Linked DNA regions of Homo sapiens: region 1 is linked to region 2. A link is an interaction called in ENCODE POLR2A ChIA-PET data of the cell type or tissue named here. Cell type or tissue: PC-9. All regions are shown on one strand. Links, peaks and the distances in the headings refer to the core of each region. The heading gives the core; the rest is flanking DNA. Region 1 overlaps UBASH3B (ubiquitin associated and SH3 domain containing B). Region 2 has its middle 23 kb from the start of SNORD14E.

Region 1 (2,805 bases), core at 300-2,799, 230 kb before region 2:
AGGCACAGGCCACCACACCCAGCTAATTTTTTAAAAATTTTCTATAGGGACAGGGTCTCACTATGTTGCTCAGGCTGGTCTCAAACTCCTGAACTCAAGTGGTCCTCCCTCCTCGTTCTCTCAAAATTACTGGGATTACAGGGATGAGCCACCACACCCGGCCCCATAAATCTGTAACTATTTTAAGATAAATGTTTTCTTTAAAAAGATTAAGCTGCCTTATCAGTAACAAAGCACTTTCAAAATATTGCTTAGGCAAATTGTCTTCTTGAGTGTGTTTGCTCCCCTGCAGAGCATTTAGTTAGCTTCCAGTATTTGCAAAGTTTCCATGTCTTTATAGAAACAGTCTTCCCATACCTTGCCATTTTCCCCCAGGAAATAACATCCTGATTGTGGCCCACGCATCTTCCCTTGAAGCGTGTACCTGCCAACTTCAGGGCCTGTCACCTCAGAACTCCAAGGACTTCGTACAAATGGTCCGAAAGGTAATTCATTCTCGTACTTTGGGGTCCGTGATGGCTAGTAGTTTGAAGTCAGTACAGTGACTGGCTGATTACCAAGTTCTTTGAAGCATGTGTTTATGCTGAGCTGGGAATATTCATTTATTGCTTCACTCAACCAAGATGTATTGAGTGATACTCTGTGCAGGGCACTTTATTAAGCCTTGTGTTAGAAAAACAATGTATGAGAGCTAGTTCTAGCTTCTAAGAGCTAAAATGTAGGAAGCAGCTAGGAATTATAAGCAAATTGTCTGGATTTCCCTGAGGGACCTTCTCTGAATTTCCCTGAGGGAACTTGGGTTGGATCAATAGAGGTCAGTCCAAAAGACAGCATCTGAAAGCTTAACTCAAACACAGGTCCTTGAAGGTAGGCCGAGGCATGCAGCAGTTTCAAATGAGGAGGCTAAAAGGCAAAGCCAGGAACAAGACAGCAAGACAGAAAACCCATGAGGCTGACCCACACATCTGGAGTCTTCCTTTCTGTGCCTGTGGGAGAGGTTTTCTGGTCAGCTGCCTCCCACACACTTCCCTTCAGGCAAATTACATACTTCCTTTCTCTGCCGCCAGAGAACCTGGTTCAAACTCAATTGCAATCTTTTTTCACATTTTTGAAAAGTTTATTTATGCATCTGTCCTCATTTGTAAGTGCTGGAAGACAGAGAATTTTGTCTTGTTTGTAAATGCAGCTCTGGACACAGACAAAAATAAGTTTTAAAATTGCTGTGACAACTGAAGTGAGGGAGAGCACAGCTTCAGCTTTGAATGTTGCAGAGACTCGTAAGGAGAAAAAAAAAACGGGTGAAACAAATTTTTTCAAATTGAAAAATATTTTCCATTGGGTCCAAGTATAATTTCAGAAATGTTTGAGCTGACTTTTTCTTTTCTTTTTTCTTTTTTTTTTGAGACAGAGCCTTGCTCTGTCACCCAGGCTAGAGCACAGTGGCGTAATCTCGGTTCACTTTAACCTCTGCCTCCTGGATTCAAGCGATTCTCCTGATTCAGCCTCCCACGTAGCTGGGATTACAGGCACATGCCACCACGCCCAGCTAATTTTTTGTATTTTTAGTATAGATGAGGTTTGCCATGTTGGCCAGGCTGGTCTCGAACTCTTGACCTCAAGTGACCCGCCCGCCTCGGCCTCCCAAAGTACTGGGATTACAGGCGTGAGCCACTGTGCCCGGCCTTGAGCTGCCTTTTTACCTGGACTTGCAATTGGGAATTAACTCCTGGCATTGTAGCCTTATGTATTTTGGTCCTCTTTTTCTGCCACCCAATTAAGCAGCAATCTATGAACAATGACTTAATTACTTTAGGGGAGGTCACCATTTAATGGATCCTTCTGATGAATCCTCTTGCAATGTAAATACTCTTCTAAGTTACCAGTTTTACCCATTTTATTTTATTTATCGATTTTTGAAGGGAATGCATTTCTACAAAGCCACTATCCATTTCTGACTGCAATTCTCTAGGGCCACATGAATATCTTTGTATTTAGGTAAAAGTTAAAGCATTAAACCTATCTCCTAATATCCCCTTTCTTTACGACTCTTACTTCAGATCCCATATCTGGGATTTTGTTCCTGTGAAGAATTAGGAGAAACTGGAATATGGCAGCTGACAGATCCACCAATCCTTCCTCTTACCCATGGACCAACTGGGGGCTTCAACTGGAGAGAGACCTTGCTTCAAGAATAAACCACACCAGTGAACAAGAAGGAAAGGCCTTTTGGAGTGTGTCTTTCTGTGTGTTTAAAAACAGTGGGAAAATCCACACCACACTCTAAGTGGACAGCTCAGAATAATTTAGCATATTTCCTTTCACACTTAAAGTTCTTAAGATGAGACTGTGTAAATGAGAGAAAGACTTGATTCAGAGGAAAAAAATGTGTTCTCTCTGGACTCTTGCCTAGCTCACAAGGCTTTGGAGAATTGTCTTCCTAAATCGGGGCACCTGCTACAGAAGAGAATGTTTCGTTCCCTCTGGGTATGCACAGCTAAGGGGCCTCATTTCTCCCAGAGGGAGCTGCTGGCCCGCTCTAAGGGGTGCAAGAGGAAGGAGTGTGCCCAGACCAGCTGGGGGAGCATTGAAAGGACAGCTTGGGGATGGAATTTTTTTTTTTTTATCTCCATTTTCCAGTTAGGTAGAGCCAAGCTGAGGAATCCTTTTAAGATTATTAGAAAACATGCCCTGAAGAGAGTTGTTCTTAGGTTACACATGAAATCCTACCGTCACTAGCCCCCATACACCAGTGTTGCTGGCTGAAGATACCCGCTTAAGGATGCTAACATTTACCCTGGTACTGCC
Region 2 (2,805 bases), core at 146-2,645:
GGCAAATAAAAAGAGATGATGTGGTAAAACTTAACTTTTTGTTTTTGTTTTTGTTTTTTGGAAAGAGACTCTCCACATGGGGAGGGTGCCGGACCAAGGGGTCCAGAACACCCTGAGTTTCTTCCTTTGGCTTGGGGCTCTCTTAGATGGTCTTAGCTACAAGCAACAGAAATAGGTACTCGTTGACTTGAGGGGAAAAAAATGACTCGTTAGGAAAAACAACCTGTTAGGAGCGTAGCCAGAGAATCAAAGGAAGTGCCAAACCATCACCCGCCGCGGGAGGGCCCTGCGAGCTGTTTTAATCAGCTATTCCAGCATCACAAAACACAGCTGATTAATACAGCAGCAGTGTCCTGTTTCTCAGAATTGTGTGGAGGGACTGGCTAGAAGTTCTTCCGTTGGTTTCTTCTAAACTCACTCAGGTGACAACATCCAGCTGGTGGAGAGACTGGGGCAGGACTCAGCTGGGAAAGCTGTGAAGATGGGGCCATTCTCTCCACGTGGTCTTTCATCCTCCAGGAGGTTAAACTGGGCTTTTCCCCATCACACCGTGGACAATGGTCCAAGAGAGTAGGAGTGGAACTGCAAGGCCCATCCTGGCAGCCGTACAGCGTCGCTCTCACCACGCTTTGCTGGCCAAAGAACACCATCAGGACATCCCAGATTCAAGTGTTCGTACTTCACCTTTTAATAGGAAAGGCCACAAATAATTTTTATCTGCTTTTAATCAGCCACAGTCCATCTATAAACAATGATTGTCACTGGTAACAATGATTGGCAGCTCCTTCCATCAAAAAGTAGACCCCTTGAATCTGGACCAGCCTTATGAAATGTTTTCAATGATAGAATATGCTGGAGAAGACATGGGCCACAGCATCCCAGAAAGGCCATATCTTCTCCTTCCTGGAACACTGCCTTTGCCGTGTGAAAAAGTCTGGTCTAGACTCCAGTAGGATGCAAGACCACGTGGAAAGAAAGCTACGCCAGGCTCCCGGCTAAGCTCAGCTTACAGTCAACACCGCATGAATGTATCTACATGAGTTTGCCCACAACAGGCCAGAGGAAGAACTGCCCAACCAACTCACAGAATCACAAGCAATAAGTTGTGGTTTCAAGCCACCACATTTTGGGGTAGTTTGTCACACAGCAGTAGATAACCACCTCCGGGGCTTTCAGCATCAGGAATTGTGCAAAGTCTCTCTGAATTTGTCATTAACATAACTGCTCCTAAGTCTGGTGCCCTGGCCTCTTGGCTGCAAGATTGCCAACTTTAGGTTAAGAGTCTACTTCTGAACCAACCAGCTATGGCAGAAAAGTGAGGGGCTGAGTCACTTAGCACAGACAGAGGTCCTGAGGGTCACCCAAGCTGATACCTCCTGTTACCTCCACACTGCATCCCAAGGAGTCTGCTATTTCTGATCTCAATCTTCAAAACCCTAGCCCATTTCTCCACATCCTTGTCAACGTGTATATTATCTTTCATCTTTTTGATACTGCCATTCTGACATGTTTGAGGTAAGAACTCATTGTGGTTTTAATTTTTATTCTCCTAATGATTAGTGATGTTGAATATTTTCTCATCTATTAGTTGGTGTTTGTATTTGTTTGTTTGAAATGGAGTCTCGCTCTGTCACCCAGGCTGGAGTGCAGTGGCGCCATCCCGGCTCACTGCAACCTCTGCCTCCTGGGTTCAAGTGATTCTCCTGCCTCAGCCTCCCAAGTAGCTGGGATTACAGGTGTGCGCCACCATGTCCAGCTAATTTTTTGGATTTTTAGTAGAGACGGGGTTTCACTATGTTGGCCAGGCTGGTCTCAAACTGCTGACCTCAGGTGATCCACCTGCCTCGCCCTACCAAAGTGCTGGGATTACAGGCGTGAGCCACTGCACCTGTCCTGTTTTCTTTTGAGAAATGTCTATTCAAGCTCCTTTGCCCATTTTTTAATGGGAACCCCTCTCCACTCTTGGTGGGAATGTAAACTAGTACAGCCATTATGGAAAATTGTATGAAGTTTCCTCAAAAAAAACCTAAAAATAAAATTGCCATATGATCCAGAAATCCCACATCTGGGTATATACCCTAAGGACTTGAAATCAGTATGTTTGCTCTTCCGGGGACGTGGTCTAGAGGCACTCGGAATGGTCCAGCATTTGACATACTGCCGTAGGCTTTCCTACAATTCAGTCTCTAACAAAACTAGGCTGTCCCGAATACCTGGTAATAGAATTGTTTACCTTTATACCAGGAAGGTTGGGAAAGCACCAAAATCCGCATGTGGGCATGTGTCCAGGAAGACTTCATTTTGAAGTTTGTGCTGTGAGACCTAAAGTTCCTATGAGATTGCCCCCAAACAAAAAACATGTCAGCAGGGCCTCCGGTGGTTGTGTGTGTTCTAGGTGTGTTCATGACAGGATCAAGAGTGATTTCCTTATCGAGCGGCAGAAAACCATTGCGAAAGTGTTGAAGGCACAAGCACAGTCAGAAAGCTAAATAAAAAAATGAAGCTTACAGCCGGGTGTGGTGGCTCATGCCTGCAATCTCAGCACTTTGGGAGGCCAAGCCGGGTGGATCACCTGAGGTCAGGAGATCGAGACCAGCCTGGCCAACATGATGAAACCCCGTCTCTACCAAAAATACAAAAATTAGCCTGGCATGGTGGTGCGCACCTGTAATCCCAGCTACTTGGAAGGCTGAGGCAGGAGAATCACTTGAACCCAGGAGGTAGAGTTTGCAGTGAGTTCATGCCACTGCACTCCAGCCTGGGTGACAGAGTGAGACTCTGTCTCAAAAAAAAAAAAAAAAAAAT

Evidence for each region. ChIA-PET counts read pairs that join two places held together with the same protein. Peaks named below come from ENCODE experiments on the same cell type or tissue, not always from the same donor. Only the 100,000 strongest peaks of a DNase experiment are listed, where the experiment ranks them.
Region 1: POLR2A ChIA-PET joins it to region 2 with 11 read pairs; 6 of 35 experiments call an interaction of 5 or more read pairs at or near these places.

Annotation. Positions count from the first base shown.
Region 1 is chr11:122,807,692-122,810,496 of GRCh38, forward strand. It overlaps UBASH3B (ubiquitin associated and SH3 domain containing B), which reads left to right. Exons shown (of 14, transcript NM_032873.5): 13 at 376-485; 14 at 2,058-2,805. The coding sequence ends at 2,195. Among named protein-coding and RNA genes, the nearest start is that of CRTAM, 29 kb to the right of the region's middle. In PC-9, for the core only: no CTCF peak of the experiment used is centred there; no DNase peak of the experiment used is centred there; H3K27ac peaks cover 973 bases.
Region 2 is chr11:123,033,732-123,036,536 of GRCh38, forward strand. It overlaps the pseudogene RPL34P23. Among named protein-coding and RNA genes, the nearest start is that of SNORD14E, 23 kb to the right of the region's middle. In PC-9, for the core only: no CTCF peak of the experiment used is centred there; no DNase peak of the experiment used is centred there.